Linked DNA regions of Homo sapiens: region 2 is linked to region 1. The links are chromatin loops, found by intact Hi-C in ENCODE. Cell type or tissue: sigmoid colon. All regions are shown on one strand. Links, peaks and the distances in the headings refer to the core of each region. The heading gives the core; the rest is flanking DNA. Region 1 overlaps GUCY2C (guanylate cyclase 2C). Region 2 overlaps GUCY2C-AS1 (GUCY2C antisense RNA 1).

Region 1 (11,797 bases), core at 3,198-5,697:
TTGATCCATTTACATTCAAAGTTATTATTATGTAAGGGCTTATTCCTTTCATTTGATTAATTGATTTCTGGTTGTTTATACATCCTTTGTTCCTTTCTTTCCCTTGTTTTTCATTATGGTTTGTGGTTTTCTGCAGTGGTAACCTTTGAGACCCTTCTCTTCCCTCTTTGTGTGATTGCTTTACTAGTGGGTTTCATACTTTCATGTGTTTTCATGGTGGTAGATGACATCCTTTCACTTCCAGGCGTAGGACGCCCTGAAGCATTTCTTGTAGGGGAGGTCTAGGGGTGATGAATTTCCCTAGCATTCACTTGCCTGGGACAGCCTTTATTTCTTCTTCATTTATGAAAGATAAGTTTGCTGGATATAGTATCCTTAACTGGAATTTGGTTTTTCTTTCAGCACTTTGACTACCTCATCCCTTTTCTCCTGGCCTGTAATGTTTCTGCTGAGAAATTCACTGTTAATCTGATGGGGGTTTCCTTATAAGTAACCAGATGCTTTTTTCTTGCTATTTTTAGAATTTTCTCTTTAACTTTTGACAATTTGACTATAATGTGCCACGGAGAAGATCTTTTTTAATTATATGTATTTGGGGATCTCTGAGTTTCCTGTATCTGAATGTCTAAATCTCTTGCTATTATTTTGTTAAATGGGTTTTGTATTCCTTTTGTTTTCTCTTCGCCTTTTGGGACACCAAAAATTTTAAGTATTTAGCCACTTTATGGTGTCTATATCATGTAGGCTTTGCTCATTCATTTTTGTTCTTTTTTCTTTATTTTTGTCTTATTGGATTATTTCAAAAGACCTGTCTTCAAGTTCTGAAATTCTTCTGCTTGATCTAGCATATTGTTGAAGCTTTCCAATATATCTTGTGTTTTATTGAATGACTTCTTCAGTTCCAGAGTTTGTTTTATTCTTTTTTATGGTATCTATTTCTTTGGTAAATTTCTCATTCATATCCTGAATTTTTTTTATTTCTTTGTATTATTTTTCTGTATTCTCCCATATCTCACTGAGCTCCTTTAATATTATTTTTAATTATTTTTCCAGAATTTTATTAATTTCCTTTTCATTGGAAATTGTTGCTGCAGAACTACTGTGTTTCTTTGGAGGTATCATATTTCCTTGCTTTTTCATGCTTCTTGTGTCTTTATGTTGATATCTGTGCATCTGGTGTAACAATTACTTCTTCCAAATTTTAACATTTGCTTTCATAGGGGAGGACTTTTTTCCTGAAGATGTATCTATAGTATTGGTTGGGTGAGGCACTTTGGCTTTGATTCTGGGTGCATGCAGTAGTGTAGTCTCTACATAATTTACTCATCTGTGAGTGGGTCTGTTATTTCCCTAATGGGTTAGGATGTCATTGTTAGTGGAGGCAGTAGTGACGTTTTGTTGAAGACTGGAATGCCAGGTGGGCTGGTCCTCAGGGCCCCTTGGAGGCACTGGTGCCAGCATAAGCTGTCCTTGGGCCCCAGGACAGCTTATCTGGTACCAGCGTTAGTGGGTCTAGGCAGATCAATTCTTTGGCCTCCAAGTAACTTCCTCAGGTGCCAGCAGTAGCAGCAGTGGCCTAGGCTGGTGGGTGGATTCCCGGGTTCCTGGGCAGCAGGCATGGCATGAGTAGTGGAAGTAGCCATGATAGGACAAGCTTCTGGTTCCCAAGCAGTCTGCACTGGTGTTGGTAGTGGCTGTGACAGGCTGGGCAGGCCAGTCTGCAGGTCCACAAGTGGTATATGCTGGTGGGTACCAGCTGTGGTGGTAGCAGCAGGTTATGTGGCCCCCAGAAGATGTACTCAGGTGCCAACAGTGGTGGACTGGGCTAGGAGATCTCTAGGGCCCCTACACGGTAGGCTGAAGCACTGGGAGGGTGCAAGTGAGCCAGGTGGACCTGTCCTGAGACCTGTCTTCAGTCCCCACCCTGTGGTGTGTACAGGCACTGGCTTCAGTAGGCAGGGGTCATTCTCAATTTTTATAAGCTCAATGAACAAGGTGTCCATGCGGTATACTTACTAGACTTATAAATACCATCTAATGATTTAAAAGGAAATATGCCAACATCTAAAAAGAATAGAGAAATGTACTTCCACTCATTTTATCCTTCCTCTGAAGGAAATGGAGCAAAAGCTCTTTACATTTGCTTTTGTAATTGTCCCTCAAAAAGGCCTTGAAGCCCTGTGAAAAATTTCTAATTATTTTTCCTTTTAGCATTTTACCTGAGCCTTAATAATCCAAGAAGATAGTGAGTAAAGTATTTTAAGATATTTATGATCTTTACCTAAAACCATAAAAACCCTAGAAGAAAACCTAGGCATTACCATTCAGGACATAGGCATGGGCAAGGACTTCATGTCTAAAACACCAAAAGCAACGGCAACAAAAGCCAAAATTGACAAATGGGATCTAATTAAACTAAAGAGCTTCTGCACAGCAAAAGAAACTACCATCAGAGTGAACAGGCAACCTACAAAATGGGAGAAAATTTTCGCAACCTACTCATCTGAGAAAGGGCTAATATCCAGAATCTACAATGACCTCAAACAAATTTACAAGAAAAAAACAACCCTGTCAAAAAGTGGGTGAAGGACATAAACAGACACTTCTCAAAAGAAGACATTTATGCAGCCAAAAAACACATGAAAAAATGCTCACCATCACTGGCCATCAGAGAAATGCAAATCAAAACCACAATGAGATACCATCTCACACCAGTTAGAATGGCAATCATTAAAAAGTCAGGAAACAACAGGTGCTGGAGAGGATGTGAAGAAATAGGAACACTTTTACACTGTTGGTGGGACTGTAAACTAGTTCAACCATTGTGGAAGTCAGTGTGGCAATTCCTCAGGGATCTAGAACTAGAAATACCATTTGACCCAGCCATCCCATTACTGGGTATATACCCAAAGGACTATAAATCATGCTGCTATAAAGACACATGCACACGTATGTTTATTGCGGCACTATTCACAATAGCAAAGACTTGGAACCAACCCAAATGTCCAACAATGATAGACTGGATTAAGAAAATGTGGCACATATACACCATGGAATACTATGCAGCCATAAAAAATGATGAGCTCGTGTCCTTTGTAGGGACATGGATGAAATTGGAAATCATCATTCTCAGTAAACTATTGCAAGGACAAAAAACCAAACACCGCATGTTCTCATTCATAGGTGGAATTGAACAATGAGAACACATGGACACAGGAAGGGGAACATCACACTCTGGGGACTGTTATGGGGTAGGGGGAGGGGGGAGGGATAGCATTAGGAGATATACCTAATGCTAAATGACGAGTTAATTGGTGCAGCACACCAGCATGGCACATGTATACATATGTAACTAACCTGCACATTGTGCACATGTACCCTAAAACTTAAAGTATAATAAAAATAAAAAAAATTTTAAAAAAGACATTTATAATCTTTAAACAAAAACATCTTTTGTTCCTTGTGGGATAAAAATAGAAACATTTTCCTTCCATTTACAAAGACACTGCCAGATGAGTTTTATGGCCAGACTCTGCAGGGCATGAGTGGGTCATTTTTACCTCTCCCCTTCCCTTTCTTTTTCAATAGTAATAGTATGTTGAAATACAGCTTTCCGAAGTACAGCTGCTCCTAGCCCTGCCTTCTCCTCATTCCTTTCTTTCGTCCTGCTTTTCCGAATTCCAGGATTCCTCCACACAATCAGCATATCCTTTCTCAAGCCCTTTTTTTCTAATCTGAGTATATCCAAATATTAAAACCTTATTCACTAAAACAGCATCATCTTTAATTCATTTGTGTAGTTGGACAGTTCTGGAATTAGAAATGAGGAATAAAATTTCATGTCAAGTAACTGATTCCAACAGAATACAGAGTCGAAACTAGATCACTCAGCAATGCCCCAGAAACACCCAGTAGAGTCGTCTCTCCATCCATAGGGAATTGGTCCCAGGAACCCCTGTGGATACCAAAATCCACAGCGGCTCAAGGATCTGATATAAAATGGCATATCATGTGCATATAACCTGCATACATTATCCTATGTACTTTAAATTATCTCTAGATTGCTTATAATCCCTAACATGATGTAAATACTATGTAAATATTTGTGGTACTGTATTGTTTAGGGAATAATGACAAGAAAAAAAAGGTCGGTACATGTTCAACACAGACAAAACCATCCTGTTTTTTCCAAACATTTTCCATTCCCATTTGGTTGAATCCACGAATGCAGAACCCATGGAGACAGAGGGCTGACAGTATTTCACTCTGTGGCACAGGATCGGCCCAGTTTGCTGTTTCTGCCTATTCTGCTCTAAGGTAGTCAGCAGATGACTTACCAAGGCAGGAGCATCATCTAGTGGTGAATATTGGCACCACAGGCTATACCGCGGCTCTAGTTCCTTCCCAGGGAATTGTTCAGACAAAGTACAGGGACAGGGATTGCATCTAGTATCACTTATGATCTTGTTTTTAGCCGGAGTGAAAAACAAAGTTTATTTAAAACAAATGGTTTTCACCACACATTTTGATTTAAAAAAAAAAAAGCTGCAAACAGGTGGTAGCAGATGAGCAGTTGGGCTTCCTCCTGTCTCCCTACCTCTTCCTCCATACCTCCCTTTTTTCCATGTCACTTCTCTACTGCAGCTGTGCATTATAATCACCAAAGAGCTTAAAAATCTACCACTGCCCTTTGCCCATACAATATTTGCGACATACTTATACTAAGGAATTACTTATTGTTTATCTGAAATCCAAGTTTAACTTGATGTCCTTTATTTTTCTTGCTAAATCTGGGAACCCTACTAAGACCACTTCAAAATATATTAAATCAGAATGACTTAGGGTGGTGCCTGGGCATAAGAAATTGTGCAGATGCTCCCCAGGTGATACTATTGTTTGCTATAAGTTAGAACCATGGACAGTACGGCTTTTATTCCATTTGGAGCCATTTGCCTCATATTCACTGAGCCTTTGTTCCCCCACCAAACTGAGGGTTGGGCTGATATTTCTCGTGGCCCAATAACAAGATGCAGATGAACTGAGGAGGAAGAGAGTTTTTATTTCTGTAACCAGTTACAGGGAGAAGGCCTGAAAATTACATTTTTTTTCAGAGCTTATATACCTTCGAAGCTATATGTCTACATGTAAGTATGCATTCATTTAAAGACATACGTGATTAACTTCTTTTAATCTACAACTAAGGTCTGAGTCCTGAAGACCTTCTCCTGGAGCCTCAGTAAGTTTACTTAATCGAAGTGAGTCCAGGTGCTGGAGTGATTACCCTTATCTTGTCTCCTGCTAAATTACAGAGGTTTAGGGAGTTCCTTCAGACCCCCAATAAACTTCTTTGTGGAGGCCTGGGGAGTTTCTTCAGACCCCCAATAAAAGTTGTTTAATCCTAAATGGGTCCGGTTAAGAAGAATTCCTTCGTTATTTTGTCATGTTTTAAGGCCCAGGAAAGGCCTAGGCAAAACTCTTGGTGGGCTTTTGTTACATTCCAGCCTTTGTATAAGGGCACTGGCTTTTAATATTTAACTTAACCACTCAGTCAGTACTAAAACGGTTGTTATGGAGGCCTGCCACACCTTCACTATTTTTTTCTCTCTCCAACGTAAAACTTGCAAGCTCTTGTAAATTCACTTAGTCTCCCGTATCAACCCGGCCTCATCTAAATTGGTATCACATATTTCATTAATTTCACCCAAGGGAATAACTGGATAAGATAATGCAGGTGGTCATGCCTGAGACAGAAACCAGAGAGCTGGGGATCTCTTGTCCGCACTGAGTTGAAGATATTTTTAAACTATTCCTTGCCTTAATCACTCCCATCAATGAGAATAAGAATTCTCTCTTGATTTAGTTTACTATCCCCTTAGCTAATTTGCCCGTTTTTTTTTCTTCCAGGTGTACCTACTTGTAAAAAACTGTTGGGAGGAAGATCCAGAAAAGAGACCAGATTTCAAAAAAATTGAGACTACACTTGCCAAGATATTTGGGTATTGCTGAAATGTTTACTTTTATTCACTAATTGCAGGGTTTTAAAAAAATTATAGTTGACATTCAGTGGCACCTTAGAATGAGAATGTCTATTCCAGTGAAAAATCCCAGGTGGCAACCAACAACTGCCTCATAACATTAAAATGATATGGAGACTATTAGACCGTTTTCCCAGGGAAATAATCACTTGAAAAGTTACATACTCAAGGTCAAAACTTTTCTGATTAAAAAACAAACTTTAGCTGATTATAAATTTGTCTGTTAAAAATAGAGCTTCTGGGTCCTTCTGTGGGTAATTAGGATTTAGAAGTGTAGCGTGAGTCCTGAGAATCTGTAAAGCTCCTAGACAATTATTAACATCAGCATGTTCTTAGGATCTTAAAGTCTTAAAATCTCCAGCTTTGGCCCTAGGTACTTAAGACATGTCATGAATCAGAGCATAATTCAAGTTGGGGGAGAAAAGTACACAATTATCTGGTTGAGATTAATTTCTAGATACCCCATGTTTTCAGTTAATACACTGCAGAATGAGAAAAATAACACTGAATTAAGAGTTAGGAAATCCAATTTCTAGACTAAGATCTGATAAGAGTTTGCTGTGGGGCATTGGGCAAAACACTTACCCTCACTGGGTATCAATTTTCTTGTTAGAAAAATTGGATTGAACAAGATGATTCTTATGATTTTTTCCAGGTCTTTCTGTAGTTCTCATTAGGTCAAAAGACTCAGATACTTAATGAGACTAAAAGTCTAGAGCTGGAGGAGATGAGGTGGAGTGAAGTTAATGAACGTGTGGTCATTAATTAGTAGAACTAAGCTGTCAGTTGTGGGAATGGAGCAGGAAATAATAATTAATTCTAGCCCTTTTTTTTTCTCCTCGCTGTCCTGTCCGGATGAGACTTTATATGTGACTGATAAAATGTATGCTCATGAAGAAACTGGGTCCTTGATACTCAGCCTTTAATGTGTGTGATGGTTCTCAAACTTGGCTGCAGCTTGGAATCACCTGAGGAACTTTAAAAATACTGATACTGGGGTTTTACCCTAGAGAGGCTGATGTAATTGGTCTGGGGTACATACAGGTGTCAGGATTTTTAATAGCTCCCAGGTGATTAAAATATGCAGTCAAAGGTGAGCAACTGTTTTAATTGAATCAATTCATCCTAGAGTAAGATTATCCAACTTCATCTCTTACACCTGCTCCCACATCCATTCTACCCAACTAGACTCTGTACTGGCAGTTTCAAGTAAAAATTCCCTGGGGAACTTGTTAAACAATTCTGTTTCTTCATTCCAAGCCTAGCAATTTTCAGTCACATAGGTCTCGGGTAGGGCACAAAAATGTACTGGATTTTTAACAAACATCTCTCCCCATCCCAGGGGATGATGATGCAGGCCATCTTCTCCTGAGACCAGAAGTGATTGTTATTCTTGTAATAGTAAAATGACTGTGATTTATTCAGCACCTTCAATTGTGCCTTAGATGTTATGAACATTATCTCTGATCCTCACAATGCTAGGAGAACTCAATGTGTCTCCTCCCTGACCTCTGCACCAAGGCTTGTCATACCTCCCAGTGTCACACAAAGCTGTCATCTCACTAAGTCTCCTTGATCTGACAAAATAATCCAGAGTTAGGACCCTGGCTCTCTGTAATGAGGAGATAATTTAAGGCTCAGCTTGGCTTTTCTCAGTCCTTCTCCTTTCATTTATCACTTTCTTGACCAGCTTTTAAAAGATTTTCCTTCATTGCAAATTGTTTCTTTTGTATTTTAGAAAATACAAATAAGAAAGCAAGAAAGTAAAACGTCACCTGTTTCCCAATAGGTGACCACCAGTCTTCAAAAAATAAAATTGAGATTATAATTTTTGCTATTTTATAAACTGACTTTTTCGCTTAATAATACAGAGGGAGTGTCTTTCTGAGTATTCAACTATACTAATTTGTATTTTATGATACAAATTAGAATGTTAATGTTCCATTGTCCCATCATATTTTAACCACACTTTTGTTATACATTTAGATTATTTTCAAATGTTTGCTGTTGTAAAGAATACTGTGACTTTTTCTGTTGTTAACTCTAAACACATTCATGATTGTTTCCTTAGGATAATTCTCAGAAGTAGAGTTATAAGCTGATTGGTATATGCATTCTTAAAGCTTGTGACATATTTTTACCAAATTGCTCTTCAGGAAGGTTTTGTACTATATGTATTTCCTCCTTCTCCTACGTTGATTACCATCATTTTAACATTTGTTTTCCCTTTTTTAATCTTATTCTTGTCCTGAGGTTAAGTTGGGCTTTTTGTTTGTTTGTTTGTTTAAGACAGAGTCTCACTCTGTCACCCAGGCTGGAGTGCAGTGGCATGATCTCGACTCACTGCAACCTCCACCTCCCAGTCAAGCAATTCTCCTGCCTCGGCCTCTGGAGTAGTGCCACCATGCCCGGCTAATTTCTGTATTTCTAGTAGAGAAAGGGTTTCACCATGTTGGTCAGGCTGGTCTCAAACTCCTGACCTCAAGTGATCCTCCCGCCTCGGACTCCCAAAGTTCTGGGATTACAGGCATGAGCCACTGTGCCCGGATGAGGTTGAGTTTTTTTGTTATGTTTGTTGGCTTTTATTTTTCTTTGTTTAATTATCTGTTCATCATATTTGTCCATTGTTTTATTGGATGTTCATGTTTTCTTAATAATATATAAGAGCTCTTTATCTATTACTACCTACAGACTTTTTCATGACCAAAAAAATGAAAGCTATATGGATACCTTGATCCGACGTCTACAGCTATATTCTCGAAACCTGGAACATCTGGTAGAGGAAAGGACACAGCTGTACAAGGCAGAGAGGGACAGGGCTGACAGACTTAACTTTATGTTGCTTCCAAGGTAAGGCAAGCCTTGCTGATGTGGAGGCTGAAATCCCTCTAGCATTGCTTTTCATTGTATCTATATAGGATTTGTTTCCTTTTATATATTCTTCAGTAGATTATTGGTTTTAAAATGCACGTACTGCCAGGCACGGAGGCTCACGCCTGTAATCCTAGCACTTTGAGAGGCTGAGGCAGGTGGATCATGAGGTCAGGAGATCAAGACCATCCTGGCTAACATGGTGAAACCCCACCTCTACTAAAAATAATAATAAAAAAAATTAGCCAGGTGTGGTGGCGCGCACCTTTAGTCCCAGCTACTCGGGAGGCTGAGGCAGGAGAATGGAGTGAACCCAAGATGCGGAGGTTGCAGTGAGCCAAGATCGCGCCACTGCACTCCAGCCTGGGTGACAGAGCAAGACTCCGTCTCAAAAAAAAAAAAAAAAAATGCATGTACTTTGCTAAGCCTTGTTCCAGTTTGTACTCTACTAAGTAATGTTCTGAAGGTCACCCAGTGAATGGCAGAGCTGGGATTCTACCCAAGAAGCCCGAGCTGGAGCCCCTGATCTCCTTTAGTAACTCTGACCTCAAAATCTCAAACCTCTGAAAGTCAAATCACCTGCAAGAAAACTAGGAGGCGGATCACAGCTTGGGGGAAAGGAGTTGGAACACATTTGGCAAGTGGTGTCTTGCAACCTTGTGATAGAAGGGCAGAACCCATGAGCCCTCAGAGTGCCTGGGAACAGTAGGGAACCCTTCATATTCACTTCAAGGATGATAATTTCTATCACAGCTCCATAAATATTAGGTACATAATGCATAACTCCTTGCCTGATCTTTAATGCTGAGTTGTGACAAAAACAATATCCTGGTTATCTGGCTGCCTTCCCAGGGTTTCATTGGCGGTGGTTTTAACCATTAATGTCACTCAAGTGGTTTGAATCAGCTGGCTCACCATTTCAGCTTTTTTCCTAGCCTTAGTTCAATATGCCACTTGGACTACTAGTTGGTAGATGTTTTTATTGGATTTCCAAAGGTTATATCACACAAGTCTCTTGAAGAGCTACAATACACCATGGCTTCAGCACAACTCACTTTGGTTATTTATGTAAAAATTTTATGCGCAAGATAAAACTAAAACATGCATGAGCAATAACTAGAAGAATCAAAAAGAAATATGTGTAGCAAAGGGCAAATAAACTTAAGATTGCATGTAGGAACCAGATATCACTTAGACATTTATTTGAATAGTACCCCTTGGGGTAAATACATTAAAATAGAAGTTTCTTCTTTTTTATTTTTATTTTATTTAATTAATTAATTTATTTATTTTTGAGATGGAGTTTCACTCTTGTTGCCCAGGCTGGAGTGCAACGACATGAGCTCAGCTCACTGCAACCTCTGCCTCCTGGGTTCAAGCAATTCTCCTGCCTCAGCCTCCCAAGTAGCTGGGATTACAGGCGCCTGCCACCACACCCAGCTAATTTTTGCATTTTTAGTAGAGAGGGGGTTTCACCATGTTGGCCAGACTGGTCTCGAACTCCTGACCTCAGGTGATTCACCCACCTCGGCCTCCCAAAGTGCTGGGATTACAGGTGTGAGCCACTGTGCCTGGCCAGAAGTTTTTTCTTCTGGGAAGACTTTCTAAGAGATCTACTCTGTATACTAATTTTATCTATGTCAGCAACAACCTGTTATCAAAGCTCATCATGTTAACTCCCAGCCCTTCCTTCGTTTATTTACAACATGAGTTTCTCTCTCTGGATAACACACTATTTTCCAAGTGTAATAGTCCATTCTCACCCTATTATAAAGAACTACCCGAGACTAGGTAATTTATGAGGAAAGGAGGTTTAAATAACTCACAGTTCCACAGGGTGTTCAAGAAGCATGGCTGGGGAGGCCTCAGGAAATGTACAACCATGGTGGAAGAGTGAAGGGGAAGCAAGCACCTTCTTCGCATGGCAGGAAGAGAGAGAGAGAGCAAAGGGGGAGGTGCCACACACGTTCAAACAACTAGATCTCATGAGAACTCACTAACACAGGAACAGCAATGGGGAAATCTGCACCCATGATCCCATCACCTCCCACCAGGTCCCTCCCTTAACATTGGGGATTACAATTCAGCATGAGATTTGGGTGGGGACACGGAGCCAAACCATATCACCAAACTCATGTGACTTTTCAGATATAAGCAGTACAATGAATTGCAAATATGGCAGAATATCCAATTTTGTCATTGCATCTATGCAGCCTCCAAAATACTATGCACTTTATACAGGGCATGTCAAGAACAACCACTCCAGTCGTGTACCTAGGAATCCAAGCCACACCAAAGGAATGTTTTTCAAAGGTTCCAAGTTTTGTCATTGCACCAATTAAAAAGGTTTCTCCGGATACTCTGGAGGTTCTCCAAATGAGTGTTAGAAATCTTTGTGGTTGATTGGTTGTTTTCTTTCCGGGAGAGCCCACCTCCTTTGTTGCAGTCAGCATACCTCCAAATCTTCCCCATCTTCCTGAATATCCAAGGCCTGGGTTGTGCAGGGAGTGTAATGCAAAAAAAGACTGATGGGTGGGACTGAAGGCTTCCTGAATTCTAGCCCTGGCTCTGTCCCTAATCGGCTGTGGGAACTTAGGGAAGTCATACTTTTTTAGACCTCAACTTTCTCATCTGTAAAAATAAAGATTTCTTTTCAATGACTTCCGTGGAACCTCCCAGCTTCCAGTTTCTGATTCTAGTGGTTCCATACTGAGGGCCACTACAAAGTGATGCCAAGGACAGACAGGGACCATCCCACTTCATGTCAGCCCTCACTTCCTTTTCTCAATGAAGAGGTAACTTGGCACACCAAGTATGGAGTCCCTTCTTCTGGTTCTCTTCCTTCAATCTTGAATCTGATATGCTGCTCCTCATTCAGCAAAGATATTCTA
Region 2 (11,797 bases), core at 1,476-3,975, 87 kb before region 1:
AAGCTGAGATGGAAGAATTGCTTGAGCTCAGGCAATTGAGGTTGTATGAGCAATGACTATACCACTGCACTCCACTCCAGACCCTGTCTCAAAAAAAAAAAAAAAAAAAAAGGCTGTGAAGAGCCAGGTATTGTCATACATTACAGATTGGAATGTCACTAGATATAAAAGGAGGTAAAACATGAGTATATATTCCTCTATGCATTAAAAAAAACTATAATGTTTAAAGTAAAAGTAATAAAAATTACCTACATCAGGTGAGTGGAACAGAGGAGAATGATTCAAATAAGATTATACAGATAATTTTTATATTCAATTGTTTTCTTATTATTTGTAAAAGTTGTATTATATTCTGAACACATTAGTCCTTTGACAATTAGGCATACTGCAATTATTTCTTAGTTGTATTTTCATTCACTTTATAGTGCATTTGGTGAATTTTTTTAGTTCTTAATTCTAATGTAAGAAGAAAAACTTAGCATTTCCTCTATGATTTGTACTGTTTTGTGTTTGTTTAAAAAATCATATCCTCCTTACACATTCAAGAACAGATGATTCCAACCTTATATAAACTCTTCTAATTAACAGAAAAAGAAATAATACTCATCAACTAATTGTATGAGGTTAGTACAACTTTGACACCAAAACCTGACAAAGGCAGTTCTTTCTCATATGAGAAAGGCAAATTGTGGACCAATATTACTCAAGATACAGATGCAAAAATCCAAATAAAATAATAGCAAGCCAAACCTAGCAATATATAAATAAGAAAATAAATATATTTTGACCAAGTTGCATTTGTTTCATGAATGCAACTATTCCATGAATAGTTCAACATGACAAAATAGGCTGATATAATTTTCTTATTAAAAAATAAAAAGTTGACGGGGTTCTGTGGCTCACGCCCATAATCCCAGCACTGTGGAAGGCCAAGAGCGGGAGGATCGCTTGAGGCCAGGAGTTCAAGACCAGCCTGGCCAACATGGCAAAACCCCGTTTCTACTAAAAATACAAAAATAATCTGGACATGGTGATGCACACCTGTAGTCCCAGCTACTCAGGAGGCTGAGGCACAAGAATTACTTGAACCTGGGAGGCAGAGGTTGCAGTGAGCCGAGATCATGCCACTGCACTCCAGCCTGAGCAACAGAGCAAGACTCTTTCTCAAAAAAAAAAGTTGAAAAAACATTTTGATAATCTCAATAGATGCAGAAAAATCAATATAAAGTTTAAATAATAAAGTTTTTATGATTAAAAACTTTAAAAACTAGGGATAGAAAAAAAATCTTTCTATCCTGATAAAAGAATCTAAAACTATAAAATAAAATAAAAGCTAAATGCCTACAGTAAATATCTTACTTGGTAGTGAAATGTTAAAAGCATTACCTTTAAAATCAGAAACATAACAAGATATAAACTGTTAGGTAAAACAGTAGATAAGACAAGAGGGAAAATAAGAATATAAAAACTGTCTTACCTCCCCACCTAGGCAAGCTAAGATGCAGAATCTCGCCGCTCCTATTTGAAACAGTATCATAAAGAGAGAAGAAAGGGAAAAGAATATTTAGCAGATGATATGTTTGCATATATAGAAAACTTCTTTTATCTAGAAATTACTAGAATGTAATGAAAGAGTTTAGCAAGGTTATCAGATACAAGATCAATATTTTGAAATTTAAGTTTCTACCCAGGAATTATTTTAAAAATATACAACATACGCTTTATAGTCAAACAAACATATATATACTAGTTATGAATACTTCTAATAAATAATATATAAAACAGTTGGGAAGATAATTATAAAACTTCATTTAGATACATTAAGAAAGACGTAAATAAAGGGGCAGACATACCATGTTCCTAAATAATAAGATTCAATATACTAAAGATGTCAGTTATCCCCAAATTGATCATGCCCATAGTTTTTAACCTTTACACTATCCTCTAAAGACACTAATGGAAGAAATCTTTTTTTTTACATATAAGGAGGATTATATTGCTGTACCTTAAAATATTTTGCACTCCACCTAAGTGTAATAATAGGAAGGAAAAATAAAAGAATACAAGTTCCATATTGCTATATAGAGAATATTAAAGTCTGAATAACATTTAAAAAATGGAAAATAATCAGCAGAAGGTCATAGTCATCAGGAGATTAATATTGAAAACTACAGTAAACAACTTTGTAATGCTTTATATTATTCAAATTACTGTCATATTCACCTTTTCTTTTTCATTCTTCAATGTCCTTTTAAAATCTGTTTATTCAATAAGTATTTATTGAATTTTGACTATACTGTTCTAAAAGACAGGGATACAGAAATGAACAAGATAGTTCAATTCCTTGAATTCAAAAAGTAAACTAATATCAAATGATAAATTTTTTTCTAAAAAATAAAGCAGGATAATGTAACAGGGAATGACTACGGGTAAGGGGTGCTCTTTAAACTGGGTGATCACAGAAAGTGTCTTTGCAAGGTGCCATTTGAGCTGAGCTGTGATAACAATAAGGACACCAGGGGGCAGAGCTTTCTGGGAACAGCTGATGTAAATGTCCTTTAGTGGGTGGAACTTGGAGAGCCAAGCAGAGAGTGATAGGAGATGAGACCTGCAATGTGAGCAAGATAGTTATCATGCAGAGGAGTGGTTCTCAAAGTGTGGTTCATATTCACCTTGGGTGAGGGTTCCCAAGACACTTAAAGGGATCAATGAGATCAGTATCATAAGAACACTAAAATGTTACTTGCCTTTCCTCTATATTGACATTCATGTTAATAGTGTAAAAGGAAAATATCTTGGGCCCCCAAAATCACTAAGGAAAACTCAAGCTGGAAACTGTTTAGGGCAAACCTGCCTCCCATTCTATTCAGTCACTCCTCTGCTCATTGAGATAGATGCATATCTGATTTGCCTTCTTTGGAAAGGCTAATCCGAACCTCAAAAGAATGCAACCATTTGTGTCTCACCTATCTGTGACCTGGAAGCTCCCTTCCCACTTTGAGTCTTCCTGCCTTTGCTTCAAGTTGTCCCACCTTTCCAGACCAAACCAATGTACTTCTTACATACATTGATTGATGTCTCATGTCTCCCTAAAATATACAAAACCAAGCTGTGCTCTGACCACCTTGGGGACATGTGGTCAGAACTTCCTGAGGCTGTGTCATGGGTACATCCTCAACCTTGGCAACATAAACTTTTTAAATTGAGACCTGTCTCAGATGTCTGGGTTCACATACAAAAGCAATAATGGTAAAACCACTGTAGCCTTGAGAGTAGGTGCCAGTTGGGCTTCCTGGGTCTAGTAGGGGCTCAGAAAGCTGTGAAACGTTTCACTCATTTCCTGCATCAGGACTTCCTTCAGTCCTGGATAAATAATATTGAAGATATATGCTTAAAATATGCCTAACACCAGGATTTGTGCATGTGTTTTCTTCCCCCAAGAAAGCTATAAACAGCGAAAATTGTGCTGTAAGTTTCCCTGTCTTCTCTCCTTTCCCTCTCCCCCAAAACTAAAGTAAAAGAAATGTTAACTGCCCGTTTTTCTGTGACCAGCAGACCTTATCTAGTAATACTCCCAATTCCAATTCCTTGTAAACATACTTTGTAAAGTCCTGTAATATCCTGTCTCCTTTGCCATGCCGCTGCAAGGTCATAAAGTAGATAAAACCTAAGTTGCAATTCCAGTTTTCCTCAAAATCTAAGACATGTCACAAAATAATTTACTGCCTTTGTTTCTCGCTCTGGTAGCATCTTCCCGCTGCACGTTATTTCCCGCCTGAAAGAGTTTAAAAGGCAATCACCCAAAATCAACAGTGGCTACCCCTTCAGGACCTCTTCCACGCTGCAGAAGCTTTATACTTTCTTTTTTCTTTCTTTTTTTTTTTTTTTTTTTTTGAGACGGCGTCTCGCTCTGTTGCCCAGGATGGAGTGCAGTTGCGTGATCTCGGCTCACTGCAAGCCCCGCCTCCCGGGTTCTTGCCATTCTCCTGCCTCAGCCTCCCAAGTAGCTGGGACTACAGGCGCCCGCCACCACGCCCGGCTAATTTTTTGTATTTTTAGTAGAGAGGGGGTTTCACCGTGTTAGCCAGGATAGTCTATCGATCTCCTGACCTCGTGATCCGCCCGCCTCGGCCTCCCAAAGTCCTGGGGATTACAGGCGTGAGCCACTGTGCCTGGCCAGAAGCTTTGTACTTTCACTCTGCTCAATAAAGCCTACCGCTTTTTCTCTCTCTCTCGGTCTGTGTCTCTATCACTGGCCGCAGTTAGCCGCCACCCCAATTCTTTGGCGTGGCTAGGCAAGAACCTTAGGCATTACAACCTCAGCACAAATCAAAGCAGTGACACCAAACTCCACTAGTGGTCATTATATTCTTCATCCACTACAACTTATTTGTATGATTGCTTGAGTCATAAGCTGAAATAGACACTGTTTTATGGAAATGATTTTTACTTGAAACGCAAATTATGGTTACTCAGACTTGGGTGTTTGACACATAATCTGAGTGGTAAGTTCCCACTAGGTGCTCAATGAATGGCAGATGTTAATTCACAGCATTTGAGCTTTCTCCCACTTTCATTTCAGTGGCCTTTTTATGATTCCCTAAATTCTTATTAACAGGAGTTATTAAGAAATTATTTTTAGGCAGCCAGAAAGGGTAAAAGTTCTTGGTGAAATTTTCTTTTAATAAAAAGCAGCCCCAAATAATTTCTTCCCTAACAGAAAGCACCCTGAAAAGTCAGGCATAGATATGCAAACTAGGAGATTTTATATGTAAATGCCGGCAGCTGTACCTGGAAGCCAGGTACATTCAATATGGCACCTCCCGCCCTCTTTTCCTGGCACACCATGTGTGCCAGTGCTTTGGCAGCCTCTAGGTAAAACCACATGTACGGGTATCATGGCAACCAGCCAGGTAGAAGCCACATTTGCATAATAAAAGTCTAGGGTGGGAGGGCCAGTCTTTTCGGGCTATGTAAATGGCACACCTGGTCAAATCAATCCCCTGGGCCCTATTAAAATCAATCACCGCCTCCTCAAGCCTCTGTACAAAATCGATTTCATTCTGCCACAAACCAGAGACCCTCTGTTTGGCAAGCTGCTTTCTCAGCATGAAGAAGCCTTTTCTCTCTCTCTACCTTTTTGGCTATTAAACTTTCCTCTCCTAAACCCACTCCTGATGTGTGTCTGTGTTGTGAATTCTTTCTCGACCGTGACAAAGAACCAGGGTATATTCCTCAGACAACGGAGCCATTTCATTATCTTAGAGCCCAATCATTTCTATTTTAAGTATCGATTTTTGTATGTTGTCTGCCTCACATGCAGACATTTATTAAGCAAACACAAGCAGAGGAGACACAGTCAGATGAAGTCAAACCCTCCGTTCTCTGGGAGGGTCTCAATAGTTTCATACTTTCCTGCGTCGAACTTTCCTGAAGGTCCATTTTAGATCCTCAGCCCTCTCCCCCTTCTCAGCAATCTTCTTCACCATGCTGTTTACATGTTTTGATTTGGGAATTATTTTTTCTTTGTCTGAGCATACCATTTCCAGGAACACTTCAACTTGAAGAGAGGGAATTTGAAATCTGCATCTCAACTACTGTCATCACTTCTTCCGTTTTTAGAATTAGGTTCGAAAACTTTGAGCTGTAAAACTATTATGTTATTGCTAACCATCCTTCTTTTAAGAGCAAATGCCCAACTATTTTTTTGTCTCCAATTTTTCTGTGGGGGTCATGTAAAAAGTCCACATGCCTTCTGCATGGCAGTTACACAGCAAGAAGACACAAGAAAATTGACACCAGAAACTTCATGATCCGACTTCCTCCATGTTCTCATGCTAAAAACCAAACCTCCTGTATCAGTTATCATTCTTGCTAACTTCATGTTTATGTTACAACCTGCTCTTGCAAATTTCTGAATTTTTTCCAAGAATTCTCACTAGCTTCCACATTCACATTTTCTATATAATTGTATTTTTTCCCCACAAATTTACAGCTTTGTATTTTGTTGACTCTTAGCTTCTGCTTCTCTTGCAAATGCCTTAATTTAAATACTGTCCCCTTTTATTTCACAAGGATGTTGTGAGCGCCAGCTGTAAATGGCCTTGGCCTCCATTTATTTTCCATCCTTACTCATCAGGATAGAGTGCTATCACTGTCTTGGTCTCTGAGAATTTTAAAAGCCTACATGATGTTTGAGAGCTAGGGGAAAAAGTATTGGGTCCAAAGTACACAAATATAACTGTCACTGGTGGAGGGTGTCCAGGTTCTTGGCATCTTGAACAAAGAATTGGACAAAATGCACAAACAAAGCAAGGAAGGAATGAAGGAATTTATAGAAAATGAAAGTACACTCCACAGTGTGGGAGCGGGCCTGAGCATAGGGGCTCAAAGACCTTGTTACAGAGTTTTTGTGAGTTTAAATACCCTCTACTTGGGGTACGCCCTATGTAAATGAAGAGGATGAAGTAAAGTTACAAAGTCATTTACTCAGTGTATGCCCTATGGAGAGGATATTTCTTGTCATAGCTGTAGTGTGAATCGGCCTTATGTTCCCTGCCTCCAGACCCTATTTTCTTGCCATATAACTACAAAATCAAAACTAATTTATTATTCCAACAGCAAAACTGTACAACTCCTTTCTATTTTTAACAGAAAAATAATGTGTGTGGAATGTGACTGCATTTAATACATTTGATTTAATGAGTCTTTGGGCAACTGGTTTTGCAATCTTGAAGGATTAAGAAGTCTTTTCTCCTCGTTGATCTTATCACTTTAAATCTGATTCTTTCCATCAGACATTTGTTCATCCTTTGAATAATTTTGCCAAGTTTGAAGCATTAGAGAAATTATTTTTTCCTAATCTCATGCATAACATGAAAAGGAGTATGTACCATTTTATATTTCTTAAATTCTGTTTTTGTTTCAGATATGTTCTGCTGGTTTGCTGTAAACATATTTCAGACAACAAATAGATATATCTAAATACATATAGCTCAAACTTCTGTTCCTGTGATAGATTCTAAAGATTTGTTTTAGAAATAATTTTTAAATCACTTCTAGCCTGTCATTTCTTGAATATCACTAGAATTTCTTCCCACTACCATTCTTTTCTAATATAATAAAATTGGCATATATTTTAAAATTCCAATTAAATTAGTTTCAATTAAATGTTTAATGTTAGGTAAGAAATATCTATAATGCACAAAAGCCTCAAAAAGAAAGGAGTAATCTATTCTGCCGTGTACAGAAAGGCATCGAAGAATAACAATAATTAACATTTGTTGAGCACCTACTCAGCTAGGTGCCAGGAACTTTATGATACCATTTTCTGATGTAATGAACCCAAATTTCCCCACACTGGGATCTGCAAAGTTTATAGCAAGAGTAGTAACTTATTTTCACTTGTTGTTGACCCTGTATTTCTAGAAGTTGCTGGGCATGTTTTGAACATTGTCCAATCTGCCTACGTATGCTGGGTACTGCCATGGACCCGCTGAGCATGAGCATTCATCAGGTGGTGCTCAGGCCTGATGAACAGGGCCCAGGCCAGGAACAACAGCCTCCCCTTTATGTGATGGAGCCTGGTAGAGGGGCCCTAAGCAATGATATCTCTGTCTTAATATTCAGTCAGTGCCCTATTGGGTTGTTCTTCCAGTTTTTTTTTTCCAGGCCTTTTTCTCCCTTAAACTAAGGTATGAATTTATGGGCTGAACTGCAGACAGATTTGAGTAATACGACAGCTAATCTGTACACGTCAATGCTTGCCTGTTTTTCTTAGAATGGATTACTTACTCTTGAACCACAGGTACTTGGATTTTGTTTGAGCAGATCCCATCAATCGCCTTGCACACTTACCCATGTCCAAAATCCAGCAAGGGTCACAGCTTAGGCCTAAGCCGGAAAATTGGTTAGGATAGAAAGTAAATTTATTTTAGAAATGAGAAAACTGAGGATCGGCAAATATAGGTAACCTGCCCAAAGTTCATATGCTTAGCAAAGAGCCAAAACAAGGTTCAAATCCAGCTCCAAGTTGTGTGTGTGTGTGTAAAACTGTCTCCTAGAATTCAAAGAAGCTCCTCTTTGTCTCAAGATATGCCATTCTGTTATTTAAATGCTTTCCCTACCTTTTTAACCACAAGGTAAGGATACGTCAATAAACAAAACTCACCATTTCTCTGTTTACACTTCAGAGAAATAATCACAGTCTTTCTTTCTTTTCTAAGCTATCATTTTAACCTACATAAGGAAGTAATCTTTCAGCTGCCTTAAAGGGCAAAAACAAGAGTGTTAGCTGACTTTTCTATGAATAATACAGAGTTTCTTTATAACTGTTGAAATATCAGCCCAACTAACCACGCTTTGGCATCCTAGGGAGTGAACTGTGTCTGTTCCTTATGTTGTGTTTGATTTAGGAGAAAACAGGAAGTGTTTCCAGCACACAGACAAGTTTATTATAGCTGAGACATATTGCTACTGTCTCCAAACACACTTTCCTTAGTATGTAAACACAACCACCTGGACAGAAGAGCCAATCCAAGAGGCAGAAGAAAATTTAACAGATTTTTCATCTATCCTTGACAAGTGTAACAATCACCTGCTCCAACCTTTCTGGAGCACAGAGAACACGGTATTTAAAAGGTTTGGAAAGGAGGGAGAGGAAGACACTGCTCAAGCATTGAATAGAGTTGGAATGGGGGAGGGGAGAATCCAGGACACTGGTACACCAAGGAAAAGAAACAAGCCTGTCAGTTTGAAGCATCCCAGACACTAGCACTAGGTTTAGATGCGAAACACTAGGAATGATTTTGTGTCATTGGGTTCACTCCACGTTGTTGTCTAGCTAAGACTACTTTGAATCTCTTTTCATACTTGTAGAAGATCCAATAACCCTCCCCAGCTGATATAGTTTGTGTCAGGCCTCTGAGCCCAAGCCAAGCCATCGCATCCCCTGTGACTTGCATGTATACCCCCAGATGGCCTGAAGTAACTGAAGAATCACAAAAGAAGTGAATATGCCTTGCCCCACCTTAACTGATGACATTCCACCACAAAAGAAGTGTAAATGGCCGGTCCTTGCCTTAACTGATGACATTACCTTGTGAAAGTCCTTTTCCTGGCTCATCCTGGCTCAAAAAGCACCCCCACTGAGCACCTTGCGACCCCCACTCCTGCCCACTGAGCACCTTGTGACCCCCACTCCTACCCGCCAGAGAACAAACCCCCTTTGACTGTAATTTTCCTTTACCTACCCAAATCCTATAAAACGGCCCCACCCTTATCTCCCTTTGCTGACTCTCTTTTCGGACTCAGCCTACCTGCACCCAGGTGAAATAAACAGCTTTATTGCTCACACAAAGCCTGTTTGGTGGTCTCTTCACACGGACGCGCATGAAATTTGGTGCCATGACTCGGATCGGGGGACCTCCCTTGGGAGATCAATCCCCTGTCCTCCTGCTCTTTGCTCTGTGAGAAACATCCGCCTACGACCTCAGGTCCTCAGACCGACCAGCCCAAGAAACATCTCACCAATTTCAAATCCGGTAAGCGGCCTCTTTTTACTCTCTTCTCCAACCTCCCTCACTATCCCTCAACCTCTTTCTCCTTTCAATCTTGGCGCCACACTTCAATCTCTCCCTTCTCTTAATTTCAATTCCTTTCATTTTCTGGTAGAGACAAAAGAGACATGTTTTATCCATGAACCCAAAACTCTGGCGCCGGTCACGGACTGGGAAGGCAGCCTTCCCTTGGTGTTTAATCATTGCAGGGACGGCCTCTCTGATCATTCAGCCACATTTCAAGGGTGTCAGACCATGCAGGGATGCCTGCCTTGGTCCTTCACCCTTAGCGGCAAGTCCCGCTTTTCTGGGGAAGGAGCAAGTACCTCAACCTCTTCTCTCCTTGTATCTACCCCTTCTCTGCTTTCCTGGGGCAGGGGCAAGTACCCCTCAACCCCTTCTTCACCCTTAGCGGCAAGTCCCGCTTTCCTAGGGGGCAAGAACCCCCCAATCACTTATTTCCGCACCCCAACCTCTTATCTCTGCGCTCCAATCCCTTATTTCCACACCCTGACCTCTTATCTCTGTGCCCCAATCCCTTATTTCCGTGTCCCAACCCCCTCTCTGCTTTTCTGGAGGGCAAGAACCCCACTCCCCTCCTCCGTGTCTCTATGCTCTCTTTTCTCAGGGTTTGCCTCCTTCACTATGGGCAACCTTCCACCTTCCATTCCTCCTTCTTCTCCCTTAGCCTGTGTTCTCAAAAGCTTAAAACCTCTTCAACTCACACCTGACCTAAAACCTAAATGCCTTATTTTCTTCTGCAATGCCGCTTGACCCCAATACAAACTCGACAGTAGTTCCAAATAGCCAGAAAATGGCACTTTGAATTTTTCCATCCTGCAAAATCTAAATAATTCTTGTCGTAAAATAGGCTAACGGTCTGAGGTGCCTGACGTCCAGGCATTCTTTTACACATCAGTCCCTTCCTAGTCTCTGTGACCAGTGCAACTCGTCCCAAATCTTCCTTCTTTCCCTCCCGCCTGTCCCCTCAGTACCAACCCCAAGCGTCGCTGAGTCTTTCTAAACTTCCTTTTCTACAGACCCATCTGACCTCTCCCTTCCTCCCCAGGCTGCTCCTTGCCAGGCTGAGCTAGGTCCCAATTCTTCCTCAGCCTCTGCTCCTCCACCCTATAATCCTTTTATCACCTCCCCTCCTCACACCCGGTCCGGCTTACAGTTTCGTTCCGTGACTAGCCCTCCCCCTCCTGCCCAGCAATTTACTCTGAAAAAGGTGGCTGGAGCTAAAGACATAGTCAAGGTTAATGCTCCTTTTTCTTTATCCCAAATCAGAAGTGTTTAGGCTCTTTTTCATCAAATATAAAAATCCAGCCCAGTTCATGACTCGTTCGGCAGCAACCCTGAGACACTTTACAGCCCTAGACCCTAAAAGGTCAAAAGGCCGTCTTATTCTCAATATACATTTTATTACCCAATCTGCTCCCGACATTAAATAAAACTCCAAAAATTAAATTCCAGCCCTCAAACCCCACAACAGGATTTAATTAACTTCGCCTTCAAGGTGTACCATAATAGAAAAAAGTTGCAATTCCTTGCCTCCACTGTGAGACAAACCCCAGCCACATCTCCAGCACACAAGAACTCCAAACGCCTGAAACGCAGCCAGGCGTTCCTCCAGAACCTCCTCCCACAGGAGCTTGCTACATGTGCCGGAAATCTGGCCACTGGGCCAAGGAATGCCCGCAGCCTGGGATTCCTCCTAAGCCGCGTCCCATCTGTGTGGGACCCCACTGAAAATCGGACTGTTCAACTCACCTGGCAGCCACTCCCAGAGCCCCTGGAACTCCGGCCCAAGGCTCTCTGACTGACTCCTTCCCAGATCTTCTCGGCTTAGCGGCTGAAGACTGACACTGCCCGATCGCCTCGGAAGCCGCCTAGACCATCACGGACACCGAGCTTCGGGTAACTCTCACAGTGGAAGGTAAGCCCGTCCCCTTCTTAATCAATACGGAGGCTACTCACTCCACATTACCTTCTTTTCAAGGGCCTGTTTCCCTTGCCTCCATAACTGTTGTGGGTATTGACGGCCAGGCTTCTAAACCTCTTAAAACTCCCCAACTCTGGTGCCAACTTAGACAATACTCTTTTAAGCACTCCTTTTTAGTTATCCCCACCTGCCCAGTTCCCTTATTAGACTGAGACACGTTAACTAAATTATCTGCTTCCCTGACTATTCCTGGACTACAGCTATATCTCATTGCCGCCCTTCTTCCCAATCCAAA

Evidence for each region. Peaks named below come from ENCODE experiments on the same cell type or tissue, not always from the same donor. Only the 100,000 strongest peaks of a DNase experiment are listed, where the experiment ranks them.
Region 2: a loop joins it to region 1, with 11 times the contacts of the local background. A loop is called at or near these places in 49 of 110 quality-filtered maps.

What each region holds. Positions count from the first base shown.
Region 1 is chr12:14,622,845-14,634,641 of GRCh38, reverse strand. GUCY2C (guanylate cyclase 2C) reads left to right here. Exons shown (of 27, transcript NM_004963.4): 20 at 5,905-5,996; 21 at 8,727-8,885. Among named protein-coding and RNA genes, the nearest start is that of GUCY2C-AS1, 37 kb to the left of the region's middle. In sigmoid colon, for the core only: a CTCF peak has its summit at 4,350 (motif pointing left); a DNase peak (open chromatin) is centred at 4,331; H3K27ac peaks cover 138 bases.
Region 2 is chr12:14,707,756-14,719,552 of GRCh38, reverse strand. It overlaps GUCY2C-AS1 (GUCY2C antisense RNA 1), which reads right to left. Exons shown (of 6, transcript NR_186173.1): 5 at 1,478-1,518. Among named protein-coding and RNA genes, the nearest start is that of GUCY2C, 17 kb to the right of the region's middle. RefSeq lists a silencer at 4,744-5,038 and enhancers at 8,695-9,227, 9,228-9,759. In sigmoid colon, for the core only: CTCF peaks have their summits at 2,326 and 2,528 (motif pointing right); no DNase peak of the experiment used is centred there.